2 separate regions of the Homo sapiens genome follow, and region 2 is linked to region 1. Evidence: chromatin loops called from intact Hi-C (ENCODE). Cell type or tissue: gastrocnemius medialis. All regions are shown on one strand. Each heading gives the region's core, and the rest is flanking DNA. Links, peaks and the distances in the headings are about the cores only.

What was found. Peaks named below come from ENCODE experiments on the same cell type or tissue, not always from the same donor. Only the 100,000 strongest peaks of a DNase experiment are listed, where the experiment ranks them.
Region 2: a loop joins it to region 1, with 2.0 times the contacts of the local background. A loop is called at or near these places in 3 of 110 quality-filtered maps.

What each region holds. Positions count from the first base shown.
Region 1 is chrX:11,337,249-11,345,595 of GRCh38, reverse strand. The region is part of intron 1 of ARHGAP6 (Rho GTPase activating protein 6); the gene reads left to right. Among named protein-coding and RNA genes, the nearest start is that of MIR548AX, 23 kb to the right of the region's middle. In gastrocnemius medialis, for the core only: no CTCF peak of the experiment used is centred there; DNase peaks (open chromatin) are centred at 4,015 and 5,245; H3K4me3 peaks cover 310 bases; H3K27ac peaks cover 5,332 bases.
Region 2 is chrX:11,260,532-11,268,878 of GRCh38, reverse strand. All of the region lies in intron 1 of ARHGAP6 (Rho GTPase activating protein 6), which reads left to right. Among named protein-coding and RNA genes, the nearest start is that of AMELX, 29 kb to the left of the region's middle. In gastrocnemius medialis, for the core only: no CTCF peak of the experiment used is centred there; no DNase peak of the experiment used is centred there; H3K4me3 peaks cover 1,933 bases; H3K27ac peaks cover 2,707 bases.

The sequences.
Region 1 (8,347 bases), core at 269-8,268:
AGAAAAACGTGCTTTTTTCTTTATTTTTCTTTGAAGTATTCACTGGTGCTTTGTTCAAACTGATTTTAGCATCCTCTTTGAGTTTGAATCAGATACTTCAAAGAAAAATATAGAAAAACGAAAACAAGTATCTATGTATTTGTTACTCAGATTTAGTAACTGTTAACATTTGTTCTTATTTGCTTTGGATATTTTTATCTTTTTTAAAATAAAGAATCCCTTTCATTGACACAATTGTAACCCAAGAATTTTCCCCATTCTTTCTAAAGAGGCTATTGTCAGAGGAATCTGAATTATTTTCCACTTATTAAAATTGGTTATTGAGAGGCAAAAGAATAGAAAGAATATTGATTTTATAGTATATATTCAGAGCATCACTGGTGCATAGTATGAACGATTTGATCCAATTTGTATGGTTTTCTGCCCATCGAAGACTGAATAATATCATGAATCTACTCCCAAGAGAGACATAGAGAATGCATCACATCTCTTTCCTATTGGGAATGGGATATGAATCTAAAAGACAGTAAATATAAACCATCCTAATTCATAATAGAGAGCTGGATATATTTTTCAATTTCAATGGCAACTTTGAAAAGTACATTATTTTTCTCTGCTGCCTTTAACATACTAATTGCCTTGTGGTATAAATGCTTTCATAAATGCTCTCTCATCTGATCTTGTGTGATAGTTACAATAGATGGTATTACAGCTCTCTCCCAGGTAAGGGTATGGATGCACTGGGATGTCTGTACAGTGTTTGGCAGTCTTGGCTGGACCTTTGTATCACCTACCGAGCTTTGAAAAGATACTGATTCTGAGCCTATCCACAGAGGTTCAATCCAACCAGTCTGAGCAACAGTATTCTTTTCTTTTCTTTTCTTTCTTTTCTTTTTTTTTTTTTTTTTTTTTTTTTTGTGATGGAGTTTCACTCTTGTTGCCCAGACTGGAGTGCAGTGGTACAGTCTCGGCTCACTGCAACCTCCGCCTCCTGGGTTCAAGTGATTCTCCTGCCTCAGCCTCCTGAGTAGCTGGGATTACAGGCACCTGCCACCACCATGCCCAGCTAATTTTTGTATTTTTTTAGTAGAGATGGGGTTTCACCATGTTAGCCAGGCTGGTCTTGAACTCCTGACCTGAGGTGATCTACCCACCTCGGCCTCCCAAAGTGTTGTGATTACAGGCGTGAGCCACTGCGCCTGGCCGGGCATCAGTATTAATTGATTCTACTGTACTGCTGAGGTTGAGAACCCCCAATGGACCGACCAGTGGTTCTCAAGTAGGGACTATTTGCCCCCGCAAGGGGACATCTGACAATGGGACATTTTTTATTATCACAACTGAGAAGGGGCATCCCCTGGCATCTAGTGGGTAGAGACCAGGGATGCTGCCAAATATCCTATAGCACCCCTACAACATAGAATTATCTGGCCCCAAAGGTCAATAATGCTTATATTGAGTAACCCTGATTTAAGCTGGACTAAAGTCCCTCTGACTCTAAGCCATATTGTTTCCCCAGTCTCAAGTTGCTAGATTATTCAAATTAGTCATCCTCTTATTATTGCTGCTAATAAAATATATTTTAATTAGGTTGTTCTTCAAAACAACATTTACAATGACTTTTTAGTTTATCAGGAACCAAGTGATCTTGTGTCATAACCATACTGGGATAGGCAAAAATCCTTATATTAAACATTTTCAATTACTTTTATCAGAATACAAAACAAGCAAGCAAACACACAAAAAACAACACACCATCAAAAAGAAGAAAAGAGCTATTTCTCAACATAAATTGCTCTGTATGTATTATCCCAGATGAGCAATGTGTATTATATAAAGCAGTGGATTTCAAACTTGAGAGTGCATTGAAGTCACCTAGAGGGCTTGTTAAAATACTGATTGCCGGCCTCATCTCCAGAGTGCCTAGTCAGTAGGTCCGGGGTGGGGTTCAAACAGTTGCATTTTGAATAAGTTTCCAGCTAAGATTGACATTTCTCTCCTAGGGACTATACTTTGACAATCATTAATGTAAAGAATTTCTCTATATTAGCATTTCAAATGAATATTAACCCTGGGGACCATCTATTAAGGCCTCAAGTTAATATTCCTAAAAGTTAAAAATCATTTTATCATAGTATACAAATAACTTAAAATATGATTCATCAAGAAATATAGAGGGCTTCCTAATTCTATAGTTACAATCAGGACAGCCCTATAGAATCAAACCTTTTGCTCCCACTTCTAAGAGCAGCAAGAGCTAGCAACAGCAAGCTTTGCTTAAGAACAAGCCTAGTAGTTTTATGAATGCACAGCTCTCTACCTGATCGGAAATGAAGGGATGCCAGTTCACTGAGACATTTTTAAACGCATCTGGTCAATGAGAAAGTTGATATTTTCTGTTTCCTGATGTGTATCCTTCAAATTATACATAAGTGCTTAAGTGAAAATGACTTGATCCAAATTCCCTTAGCTTTGGATACATTAACATATGCTCATGGAAGGGTGGATGGGATATCTAAAATTTTATTGAAGTGTATTGCCTCTCTATAAAATAACAAAACCTTAACTCCTTAAGTAATTAAAATATTTGGCAGAAGTGGCTAAATAATGTTAGATTCAAGTATGGAATCTGAAGCCCATTTCAGGTATTTCAAGAACAAGTCAATTATTCATCCAGTCTATCAGCCAAAGACACTTGACAGAGAGCAGTGACATGGTGTTTTGTAAAAGGCATTTCCATAGTACTAGTGCTCTCATTTTGTTGTCATCCAGTAGAAAGAAGTGTACACATTTGTGAAGAAATGCATGAGGTAATAAAACTATTTAAAAATCCACATTTTCTCAATTTAGATGGACTTTTCTTAAACTAGTATAAAGTTAGGTGTTACCATATATTTTGTAGGCATAAAAATCTAAACCTCAAAGTGGCAGAATTCAAGAGTACCCATCCCTTATTTTCTACAGGAGTTCATCTGAATCCCTTGATAGTAAAGATTTTCTTTCTTTCTAGAACCTGACATAATTCCTAGTACATACCAAGTGATAATGACACTTTCATTGAATTTACTTAAATAGCTATATGAGAGGTCCATGTATTTCTATATTTCATGAATTTCAAATTATATATTTCAGTCCCATTTAAAGTTAGGATCTTTATAAAGAAAATCCTGAAGAGGATCCAGACTATAGCGTCCAATGTGCAAATTTTTAATTGTGAGCTAGAGATTGAGAATAAAGGAAAGTTATTGGAAAATTTTCCAAGAACTAAGCCTTTCTGTTGTGCTGGTATTGATGATATATGTGTCAGTCAGCAATAAGACTACCAAAGGTGAACTAAATAATCCGGTGCCATAAAATGTCTTATAAAACTTAAGCTGCTAAGAAAATCTAAGGATTAAAAAATGTACCTATTCGCATACTTCTGCTGTTGTGTGTTTAAGAGCAAACTGAGAGGTTGCTATGGCATTACTTATGCGTGCATGGCAACAGAGCGAACTTAGTGATTCAGCTTGATAAAAGAGGAAATTAGCTCACCATTTCCCCTTTCCCCAAATCAGAGTCAGATATCCAAATATTTCATTTTGAAATGGTATATCCATCAACACGTTCTAATGGATGAAAGTCAGTGGGGGTGGGGGTGGGGGAAATGTCATAAGGTGAAATTCGTATGTCATGTGCTTACTTTAGGGAATGCAACTTGTGTCTAAACAGTCTATTCATATCTCTGCATCCTTCTTTCCCCCTGATAGGATGGGGTTTCTCAGTGGCATCTGTTGGGTGAATATACGATGATGAGTAACACTTTGGCAAAAGACAGCAATTTATCAGCCCGTATAACTTTGTTCTAATGGAAGTGGATCATCCCAGAATTTGAGAAAGAAACATTGTTCAGCTGTGAAACTCCAATTCCCTGTGTGTAACAGCCCTCCAGGGAAGGAGTAGATTTTGTCAGCATAATATGTGAAGTTTAGTCATTATCAACTGCACAAAGCAGAGGTCAGGCGTGGGCGTACATGTGGGAGGCACTATTATGAAATCAACCCACAGCCACTGCCCTGCTGGGGTGATCCAATACAAACAGAGCCAAATGTCATGAATAAATGCTGACATTTTATCACATGATTAGTTTAAATATTATTTTACTACTGTGCTTTTTCTTGTATTATTTATCTTTCACATCTTTATTTTGTTTCCGGTTTCCTTTCTTTAAACTGATAAATGAAAAATAGGGAAGTATGTTTTGAGTCAGTACTTTGACCATGAACACAGGAAGTTAACTGAACCCTCCACCACCAGAACAACAACAACAAAAAAACTCTAAACCTGTGAATCTTGGAATCTTAGATTTGTTCTGGGTTGACATGGGTTTTGGAATCATAATTTTATTAATTTATTTTTTAATTTACATAGAGTAAAATTGACCTTCTGGAGGGTATGGTTCTATCAGTTTTGACAAATACATAAAGTTGTGTAGCCAACATCACAATTGTGATACAGAAGAATTCTATATATACCACCCCCCACCCCCACCCCCACCACCAAATCTCTTCCTTCTGCCTTTTCGTAGTCAACCCCTCTTTTCACCCTCAGGCTCTGGCAACCATTGATCTGTTGGAACTGTATTAATCTGACCGTTTTTCTCCACTCTGTCCATTCATGCAACAACCGTTTATTGATAATCTATGCTGAGCTCCATTTTAGGTGCTAGGGATGAAATGGTGAACAAGACTGACATAGAAGTTTCTATCTGGAAACAAGATAATGAACAGTAGTAAATCAGTAATTCCAAATTGTGGCAAATGCTGTGTAAAGAACAGAAATATTTCTGTGACAACAGATATCTGAAGGCGAAATCTTTTTTTTTTTTTAGACGGAGTCTCACTCTTTCTCCCAGGCTGGAGTGCAGTGGCGCGATCTCGGCTCACTGCAAGCTCCGCTTCCCGGGTTCACGCCATTCTCCTGCCTCAGCCTCCCGAGTAGCTGGGACTACAGGCGCCCGCCACTACGCCCGGCTAATTTTTTATATTTTTAGTAGAGACGGGGTTTCACCGTGTTAGCCAGGATGGTCTCCATCTCCTGACCTCATGATCCACCCGCCTCGGCCTCCCAAACTGCTGGGATTACAGGCGCGAGCCACTGCACCCGGCCGAAATCTATTTTAGACACTGTTAAGAAGGTTACTCTGAGAAGGCAGCATGTAATCTGAGGACTGGAGGAGGAGAAGAAGCCAGCTGTGTGAGGTGTGGGTGGGGACACATGGGGTAATCATTCCAGGCGGAGGGAACAGTATGTACAAAAGAGAGTTGGGAGTCTAGTGAGTGAAGGGAGCAATGCCATGAGGTGCTGTAGATAGATAGGCAGAGCTTCACTAAGGTGTATGTACTTCATTGCATTGCAGTGAGAAGCCATTGAATTAGGATGGGGCTCTAATGGGGATGGTTTGATTGATGTTTTGAGCTCTGTGTAGAAAATCTGTGGTAGACCAGCAAGAATGGATACAGGGGACCAGTTGATTTGCAGCCACCATCCAGTTGACTGTTAATGGAAGATTGGGCTTGGCAGCAGCTGTGGAGATGGAGAAGGGATGGATTTGAAATATATTTTAGAAGTATAAGCAACAGGACTAAGTGTTTAATTAGATATGGGTAAGGGGCTGGTGAAGGAAAAGGGGGAATCAGATGTGACTCTCAAGAGCTTGCTTGAGCAACTGGGTGGGTGATGCTATTTACTAACATGAGTAAAATATTGAGAGAGAAACAAGTTTGTATTGGAAAATTTAAAAGCTGGGGCTTTGGACAGGCTGAAATAGAGAAACCCATTAGACATCCGTTTGGAGATGTGATGCCCCTAGATGGGGATATGCATGTAGAATTCAGAGGAGAGCTCAGAGCTGAGGAGAGAGAAATTTGTGTCATCATTTAACTTTTAATTATTCATTATATCATAAATATACAATTTAAATATATTATTATATTTTGATATATTAACGTTAATATAAAATCTGTATTATTAACAATTTATTCACTGATATTTATTGAGGGCCCACCATGAGGGAGACTTAGTGAGGAAATGGAGGTATGATGGTGAGTGCAAGCCTGTATGATCTGAGACAGGCTGGCAGTAGTCACACAGATATGTGTAAAATTTAAGGGACCTCAGTACCACAAAGGAGAGGGTTCTATGAAAGGGCACGAGAGGGAGATTCGACTAAATCTGGGTGGAGGTGAGGGTCAGGAAAGGCTTCCCTGCGCATTAAAGAATGAGGAAGTGGGAGAGGATATCAGATTAAGGAAAGAACATGGATAAAAGTCGGTGTGGTAGAAGACCAGAGATTTTGGTTCTCAGATGCACTGTGATTCCAATTTAGATGTCCAGAAGGGCATCCCAGGAACATCTCAAGCACTTCAGGCAATTCACATTCCTTCAGCAAATATTTGTTGAGCACCTGGAGTGTGCCTGAGATTCTTTCAGGTGTTGGGAATTCAGCAATTTATGTGCAAAAGTTCTTTCCCTCATGAAGCTTGTTTCTTTCTGGTGGAGCTGATTCAGGAGGTTCACAAATTCCAGACACATCTTCAGAAGGATTGACTAAGAGATGTTGGCCTGCAACAGAGCCATGAGGAGTGCCAGCATTTAGAGCTCTAAAGGAGCAGAAGCAGCAGCAAAGAACCTAGAGCAAGTGGCTAGTGAAGGAAAAAGAGAGAAAAGGGGTGCGTATAGCAAAAGCTGGGGGAGGTCCAGATGGCAAAGGTAATGAATGGCCAGCTAGGTTTAGTGGTGCTGAGGGATCAGGTAGAATAAAAGCAGAATAGTCGCCCCTCAGCTTTATAACATGGCAGCATTGGGAATTTTTACCAAACCAGTTTTATCTGAATAGTGGAAGTAGAAAACAGATTGAGTTGCTTGAAGGAGTGTCTGGGAAGTGAAAACTGACAAAGTGAGAAGATATTGGCAATTGAGAAGTGAAAAATTGCTGATGACTTTAGAGAAGTTTGCCTTCAGTTCGGGACTTCATTATTTTCCTGCAGGAAAGAGTCTTCTGTTAGTGGGGAGATTAATTAACTTATTTTTGCCCAACTTGTCTATCTAAAAGGAAGAAAGTAGTAATACATTAAAAGATTGAGACTGCTGAGGATGAAATGGGGTAGTATATGCATGCAGTGGATGCTCACTAAAAATAAGAGCTTGCATTTATAGTATTTTAAGTTTGCCAGTCTCACTCTACCTGACATAAATTTTCAGTAATTATCTTATTAAATGCCAAGTAAGATTCAAATTATTATTAACTGATACTCAAGGGAGGAAATAGGGTAAGTTAAGCAAATTGCCCTAATAACGCTGCTCATAAGCCATGGCCCTCGGAGAATTTGAATCCATATTTTCTGTGGTTTGGACATGGTTTGTTTGTCCCCATCAAATCTCATGTTGACATTTGACGGTCAGCATGGTGATATCGGAGGTGGGGCATAGTGGGAGATGTCTGGGTTACAGGGATGGATCCCTCATAAATGGCTTGGTGCTGTTCTCATGGCAGTGAGGGCATTCTCACTCTTGACACTAGATTGGTTCTCAGGGGAATTGATTAGTTCCTGCAAGAGTGGGTTGCTAGAAAGCCAGGACACCCCTGGGTTTGGTCCCTCTTTGCACATGTCTGCTTCCTCTTTGACCTTCTCAGACATATTTTAATGGAACACAAAAGCTCTGCTGAAATCCAAGCAGATGCCAGTGCCATCTATCTTGTAAAGCCAGCAGAACTTTGAACCAAAATAAACCTCTGTTGTTTATTAACTACCCAGCCTTAGCTATTCCTTTATAGCAACACAAAATGAAGTAAGACAACATCTGTTGACTTGGTTCTATGCTGTGTTTGCTCCACTTGGTGTTGTAATTTTATTCCCCTATAAGAATTGTATCTGCTTAAGTGGAGACTGAGTATTCATCTACTTTGTATCCCCATACTTACCATTGCATTTAGCCCAGTGCCTGGCACAAAGTTTGCAGTTGTGAGTGGCACTGATATGAAATTTCTCAGCCCTTGGCCCAGCCTTCTTGGGCTGCTCTTGTTTTTGAAGCTCCAGTTTATACTCAGGAGAAATGCTTTGGACTTCAGACCTCCAAACTGATTCATGTTACACATATCATCAGTGGAGAAAGTGGGACAGAGTAAAGGGTGGAGATAGCTCTTGAACACGACAGTAGAAATGGTATGATGTTAGCAGAAAATTAATATGTGCACATCTTGTTGTACTGAGAAATACTCTAACATTATAAGGAAACAAATAAAACTGATCATTGCTAGGTGACGTATTATATATATAGTATATAATGTAAAAATACATATATAGTG
Region 2 (8,347 bases), core at 155-8,154, 77 kb after region 1:
CAAAAGCAGAAGTTTCCATGCCTTCTTATGTCTCAGGTCCAGAATGGGCTTGGCATCCCCTTCTGCCACATTCAGTTGGTTAAAGTAACTCATAGAGCCAGGCGGGCTTGAAGGGCAGGGGACTACACTAGGCAAAGAACACTGAAAAATGTGGTCCACTCCTGGGACTACCACACATGGCTATGCAGGTTGCCTGGATGCTGTCTCCAGGTTTTTATGGACTGGGGCTAGAAATGAAGCTTGTCACTTCCTCTGACATTCCATTAGCTAGACTCCAGTCATATGACCACTATTAACTGCAAGAGAGGCTGGGAAATGTAGACTAGCTGAATGCCCACGAAAAAGGGGCTACGGGCTTCATGAGCAGTCAGTGTTTTCCTCACTGTGCGCCATCCATTTCTGTGCCTCCATCACTTCCTCTATAAAATGAAATTGTTGGAGGCAGTGAATACATGGCACACATGAAGTGCTTAGCACCTAATACATGCTCAGTAAACTTCTACTGTTATCATTCACTATTATGTAGTGGCTATTTGATTTTATTCCATCTAAGTAAAAGCACACCGCACTGGATACCAGGCTAAGGAATTTGGACTTTGTCCTGGAGCTAAGGAGGAGACATCAAAGGGTTTTAGGCAAAAGAGTACTGTAATCAGAAATGTATTCACTCAAAAAGTTTGACAGTGATTCTATGATATTTTTGCCTTAAATGTGCAAAATATCACCAGTGATATAAACAGAAATAATCCAGAATAAGAGCCAAGAAGAAGGTGGAATGAATGCTTAATGGCATAGATTCTTAGGCTATAAATTGTTTCTTGGTATGCTTAGATATGGAGGGTTAAATGGGAAAAAAATGACCATTGTGCTCTCAGCACTTTTTGTGATTAGCGAAACTCTTCCACAGATGGAACCTTTTAGTTGCTTCCTGATATTTATTTCCAAGGCTCTTTCAGTGACTCTTTGGTCTCTTATTGGTTTTACTTAAAGAGTTGTTATTTAAATCTTAAAAAGGATTCCTTATCTTTATGTTTTGTTTTTCTGGTTTGAATGCATTTTCCAAAGAATACCAAATATACACACCTTCTCCATTATTTCTGCACTTCCTCTTAAGGCCTGCCTTGCTTCCACTCTTAAAACAGACTAGGAATTTCACAAGATGTTGTCTCTCGGGATTATTTGAGATTATTCACTTAGTCACCTTCTTACGAAACATTTATTGACCTGACAGTGTATGTCTCCATCAAATAATTGATTTAACAGACCACTCTAGTGTTAGGTAAACATTCTTATTTCATCACTGTCTCTTCCTTATTAGATACTTATAACATGGCTCCTACTAGTACTGACTCTGAACTGTGGTTTTGTCTTCCAGTTAATTTGTAAGCTCATAGTGGTTGGGATGACAGCCGCATTACTTATGAGCTGTGAATCTTTGAGCAAGTCACTTAACTCCTCTGCGCTTCTGTTTCCTCATCTGTAATATGAGGATAATAATGTAACCTACTGCTAAGAATTATTTTGATGGTTAGATAAGTCAGTGCCCATAAAATGCCTAAAACAATGCCTGACACTTAGTAAGTGCTCAGTCAGAACTACATGTTGCTGTCATCTATTTATAAACTAAAGGATCATTTGCCTAATAATAAAAAATGAATTACATATTTATCAATTTCATGTGAAATAATATATTAAGATATTAGATATATTGATATTAAGATATTAGATATCTTTAAATGAGGATGTAACTTCCATTGATGAGTATCCAGTATGAGCCATGTTGACTGTCTACTGGAATAATGCGTATTTTCAACATCAGTTTTTAGGATAGTGGTGGTGGAGGTATGTGCAGTAACAGGTAGATTTTACTCTGAATCTCTGTTTAAGTTTAATCATTCTAGTAAAGAAAACCACCTGGAATATTTTACTGCTTTAAAATTCCTTCCTTAGCAGCAGCAGCAGCAGAGGCTATGTGTGGCTTACATGATTAGTTTCACAGAATCCTAGTAAAAGCATACCGAGTCCTTAATTTTGAATCAGTAAGATCTTCCATGAAATCATTTCCCGGTTTGTAAATTATAATCACAGTGATTCTTTTGTTGGAATTCACTTGAGACCCATGAGAGAACTATAACTTCCTATTGACTGGGAAACAAAGATGTCTTTTCGAGTTGTATTTGGTTCAGTGCCATGTGGAATGCATGGAGATCAAGGTAATTCGCGATTGGAATTAATCTTCCCTTTTCTCTCTGCTCTTCATGGATGCCACCCCCAACCCCCACCCCAACCTGAACCCTCTTAGATATGGCCATGTGGGTATATTCACTCTGACCTCCACACCCTCTGTTCAGGAAATGAACAACTTCTCAAGGACTGCTGTCCCACAAAGAGGATAAAATACAGAGCATGTGTTATGCTTCAGTGTGAAAGAGAATGAAAACTTTTGCTTTTTAGTGTGTGTGGCTAGTGTTAGAAAAATGGAGTCAGTAGTTTTAAAATATAATTTAAGAACTGAGAATTTGTCCTAAACAAAGAAGGCATCCTATGTGCTTTATCTTGCTCTCAGGGGTTTCACCAGTGGCTTCCAACATTCTTTGGTTGATTCCTAATAAGGACAGTTTGCACAGTTACAATCCAATTACCGTTTGTAGATCCCTGTGGAAAAGAGGATTTTTTTTAGAGGAATCCTTTTCTAACTCGAGTATATTTCTTCAAAATACTCTCATTCTTTTTGTCCCTTCCCTCCCCTCTTTCCTCCTCCCCAACTCTCTCTCTCTCTCACCCTCTCTCTCTCTCTCTCTCTCTCACACACACACACACACACACACACACACACACACACACAGGCACACACGCATACAAACACACGCACTCACTCATTTGTGCACTTACTCAGGGACACAGCCTGCCTCTGTTCTGAAAGGACAGGAACTTCTCAATGATCCGATGAAAAGATTGCATATTTTTGGTCCCAAGATTCACAGTAGCGGAGGTCTCTGGCAACAAAAGGTATCGTGGGAGTCACAGCTATGCCAGCTGGGCCATTTCTCAGACATTCAATATGATCTGCCATTTCAGGATGCATTTTTTACCAAAAAAATAATTTTTTTAAAACAGACTCAACTTCCTACTGCAAGCTTAGTTCAGTTAGATTAGAGAGGACAGCAAAGACGCGGCTGATTATAATTTATGGGTAAGCAATATAAATATCTATACTTACACTACTTTTTCAGAAAATAATTGTGATAAAGTTTTGTGATTCTTTCACATCCATCTTGTGATTTAGGAAGAAAACTGGAATGATCAGTGTCTGAGATGTGTGACAGCTAAAAACTGTCTGTGTCAATATGGATTTATGAGAACCTTATTTTTAGATTAATGATGTGGCAGCTTGAAATGAGCAAACTCAAGCAGGAAAGGATTGTGTCATGATTAACAGAACAGCATAATTGAGCTAATTTCTGTAAAAGATTCGGGCACAGGCTGTTTTGAAGTCTGAAAGGGTAAAGTGGTTTATCTTTCCCTCTTAACTTCTTGAATATGGGTGCAACATTTTAGTTGCTGTGGCTGTGATAAATATGGGTTTAGGGGAACAGTTTGGATATTAAATAAGGCTAATAATACATCGGATGTGCTTGTGCTGTCTTTTACAAAAGAGGAAACTTTAAGCCTCTGAATTTTTAAACACTGTCTGGCTTTCATTATTATAAGGGTATGTCTCATAATGAAAGGGCTTGGTGGTGGAAAGAGGGGAACATGACCCTGATGTCCCAGATCCCATTATGCCACTGCAGCTGCTTTGCTCATTTGTAAAGTTAGAGGTTTGGATTGGTTTATCATGAAATGTTATGAAATACATATAGTGGTTATGAGTCTAAATTCTAGAACCTAAAGCCTGGCTTCAAATCCTAACTCTGCCACTTAATTGGTGTGTGCTCTTGGCAAGTTACTTAAGTTCTGTGCCTCAGTTTCTTCATCTGAAATATGGGAATAATGATGGTAACATAGTCCTTAGGTTGTTGTAAGAATTAAATGAGATAATATAAATAAAAGGCTTAGAACAGTAACTAGCAGAGAGCGGACCATCTATAAATGTGAGCAGTATCTTCAAGGTCTAATCTATCTCCGGAGGTCGTTCTAATTTCAGTGAACTAAATTTAATTAGAGAAAGACAAGTAGAACCATCAGCTGCTGGCCCTGTCATTAAGAAATTTCTAATTCATGCCAGTGTTTCCAGTTTTTGCAACCCTGAGATTTGTGCAGGCCATCTTACCTTCTTCCTCCCATCCAAGACTCGAGAGAAGCTTAGAACTGAGAATTAAATTGATGGCCATTAGAAAAGTCCACAATTCAACTGGGACTACACAGAAATGAAATTGACCTTTTGCTCTGACGTTTTTGCCCTTGAGGACTTCCAGTATGTCCCCTCTATGCTAACCACTGGAAAGGTTCTTTCCACTGGAAACAAGATGTAAGTGACATTTGATTTTTTAGATGGTGTTAGCCCAGCCCTGGGTTTGACAATGTTCATTTCTACTTCTTTAGTTTATCGGTAACCCAGGTGAACAGGCCATTTGCAGATAACCACTTCTATTTCATGCTAGCATTTGCATATTTTCTAATATGCTAAATTATGTTGTTTGATTTTTTTTTTTACAGGCTCTCTGGGATGTTTCTCAGAGACAAAATCTTAGGAGAGGAGGAAAATGGTGATGGCAAAAGGCAGATCCTAATCATAGATGTGTCTTTACTTTTAGTCCAGTCCAGGGGTCAGCAAACTTTTTCCATAAAGGGCCAGATGGTTACCTTTACGGAAGGGCAGCTTCATGGACTGTGCAGTCTCTGTTGCAACAACTCAACTCTGCAATTGTGGCCTGTAGGCTGCCACAGAAAATAACAATGAATGAGTGTGGCTGTGGTTTTCATAAATCAATAAAACTTGATTTATGAAAACAATCAGTAGGCAGTACTTGGCTCCCCGGCTAGTCAGCTTGTATCAGCAAAATCCCTGTCATCATCCCCATTTCATAGATGAGGAAAATGGGGCATGGGGAATGTAAGTAGCTTGCTAAAAAGCCACATGGCTGGCTAGTAAGTGGCAAAACTGGGACTCAAACTCAGGCAGCCCAGCTTGCCACCCCTTGCTTTTAGCCACCAGGCTATGCTATACCTATGTCAACCAGTCTCTGCCTGGGCTGCTGGGCTCCCAAAACCTGCCTGGCTCATTCCCTCACCTCCTTAAGGGTTGGTGCAAAAATCATGTTCTCTGTAAGGCTGTCCTGGTAGCTCATGCAGCACTCCTATTCCCCTCACCCTGTGCTACCTCCTTCTCTATCTCTTATCACCTTGTAAAACTTGCTGTGTAATTCAGCACACATTTCTTAAGAGTTTTTGGTGTCTCTAATACTTCCAAGTTAAGATGCTGTGTTAGGTCCTTCTTGTATCACCATAAAAATACCTGAGACTGCGTAATTTATAAAGAAAGGAAAAGAGGTTTAATTGGTTCACAGTTCTGCAGGCTATACAGGAAGCATGGTGGTGTCATCTGCTCAGCTTCTAGTAATGCCCTTGGGTAACTTGTACTCAGGATGGAAGGCAACAGGGAACCAGCCTGTCACATGGTAAGAGCAGAAGCAAGAGAGAGAGGGAAGAAGTGCCATGCCCTTTTAAAAAACCATATCTCACATGAACTCAGAGCAAGAATTCACTATTGCAAGGACAGCACCAAGATATTCATGAGGGATCCACCCTCATGACACAAACACCTCCCACCAGGCCCCACCTCCAACATTAGTGATTGTATTTCAACATGAGATTTGGAGGGGACAAACATCCAAACCACATCAGATGGTGATGCAAATTTAGAGTGGTGATGATTAATATTAATTATAACTTAAATTTCCATTTATTCAGGTCTTGTGGGAGCTTATAAGCCTTCCACAAGAAATTCATTTGTATTGTCTGATATTATCCCTACAAACTGAGAGTTAAGTCTTGTTCTTTTCTCCATCTTAATAATGAGAAAACCGATGATCAGAGATTTTCTGAATCTTACCAAAGAACTGCCATCTATCTGAATCCAAGTCTTCACCACCATGCCAGTGAGACTCAACTTTTATTATGCAAAAAGTAAGACTCATCTGGGGATGCTGCTTTATAATGGAGGTGCTTGGGACCTATTCCCTGTGACTCTAATTCTCTAAATCTACCTTAGAGCCAAAGGAACCTACGTGTTTAACAATGATCATTCTGCCCACGTGATTCCGATGCCTTGGGTCCACAAACCACATTTTGAACAGCCCTGCCTCACCCCTTGTTTGGCCCTGGGGAGTTTACAGTTGGATGAGATTAAAGAGATGCTGCAGTTAGAGACTAGCCCCAAGGATGTAATAAAACAATGTGGTGTAGAACAAAACCAAAATTATTTCAATCAATTTTATTTCATGGGAAAATCAAGTCTGTAAAGGTGCAACTTAGCTCAAAAGAATGACTTTCTGAATAAAGCATAGATATTAGATTGTTTGGGTTTTAGTTTGTCTTTTGCTTCTTTTTTTCTAAACATAGAGACATATACTTCTGGTGGGAAGGAAATCTCTTTAGTTAACACTTTTGGTGAGTTGTTCTCCAGTTAATCAAGACTCTATTGTTTTCAAACTTTTTTTGGTTTGCTTCTTTTAATTAGGTTTGTAGTGTTTGTACTTATTAATACTAGCTTAAAATAAGCCCTATGATTCTGTTTATGTGTATAATACGTAGAAAAATACATGTAAAATACACATAGTAATGCATGATATATAAACGAATATATAGTACATATTTTTATGATAAACAAAATATATAAATAATTGTTAATATTTCCAGCACCATCATTTTAAGGAGATTATATGTAATCTGGGCTTAACAGCAGACTTATTTATGCTAAACCAAGGTTTCTCAACTTCTGCACTGTAGACAAGTTGATCCAGATAGTTGTTGATTTTGGGCAGTAGTCCTGTGCATTATAAGGTGCTTAGCAGCATCCCTAGCCTCTATCTTCTAGCTGCCAGTATCAAACGCTGCCCCAGTTATAACAACCAAAAATGTCTTCAGACATTGCTAAATGCTCACTGGGGGCAACATTACCCCACCAAGGACCATTATCCTATATCATTTTATCATATTGCTGCCCTTTATTAATGCTGTCACATAGTACCCTAGAATAGAAAGATGTTTTTACAACTGCCAAGGTCTTTAGTCTATCCAGAGACATTGGATGAATTTCAATTTCATCTACATTTATAAAATCTAAACAAATTTGAAATCATCCATTTTCAATCCTTAAAAAAATTCCATGATGATCACTCAAAAGACTAGATTCAGAAAGCCTTCAAATGAGTCATTCATTTATAAGATAAACAGTCACCAAAGAAAAATGCTGGTCTGGACCATGCATGTGAGCCTTGAGAAACCACCAGAAACATATTCTAGACTGTGCTGGTAGGCTTTGGTGCCCTTCCTGGGTGCTTGTTTATCACTTTATGGTCCATGCCATGAGAGTCAAAGGGAGACTATGACCTTTGTGTTCATGTCTTACTGCTCCTATGAAGTCTGATGGGTGGGTATAGGTATCACGGATTAACTCTTCCCCGCGTCACCTATTATCACATTTATTTTCTCCCCTCATGTACTGGCATGGGTTTTTCTTGGCTTATCAACAGGCTATTTCAAAAGACTGTCTCTTAATGGTTTATTCGAATCCAGAATACAGTTTCCCACATATATACAACATTGTATGGGTTGGTTAGGTTTCCAATTTATTTAACTCATGATGGGGCTGGTTCATTAGTCCCTAGATTGACAAATATTTATTCAGTGGCTGTTAAGTGCCAGGTACTGCCTTAGATACCGAGAACATCAAAATGAATAAGCCAGACAAGGGTCTTGCCCTCCTGAATCTAGCTGTTGTATATGGCTGATAATGCAAGGCCCTAGGACTGGGTTGCTGGAATATGGCTGTAGATGCTACACAAATATGTGTAGGGCACTACATGACCCTAATCTCCATATCAGGGGTTGGCAAACAACAGCCAGTGGGCCAAAAGCAGCCTGATGCCCGTTTTTGTATGACTTGCAAGCTAAGAATTATGTTTACATTTCTAAATAGTTGAAAAAAATTTGAAGGAAGGATATTTTGTACACATAAAATTATATGAGCCTTGACTTTTCATGTCATAGATAAAATTTTTGGAATATTTGTTTATGTAGGGTCTATGGCTGTTTTTGCCCTACAATGGCAAAAGTTGAGTAACTGTGGCAGAGACCATAAGACCCACAGAGCGTAAAGTATTTACTATATGTAATTTTCTAT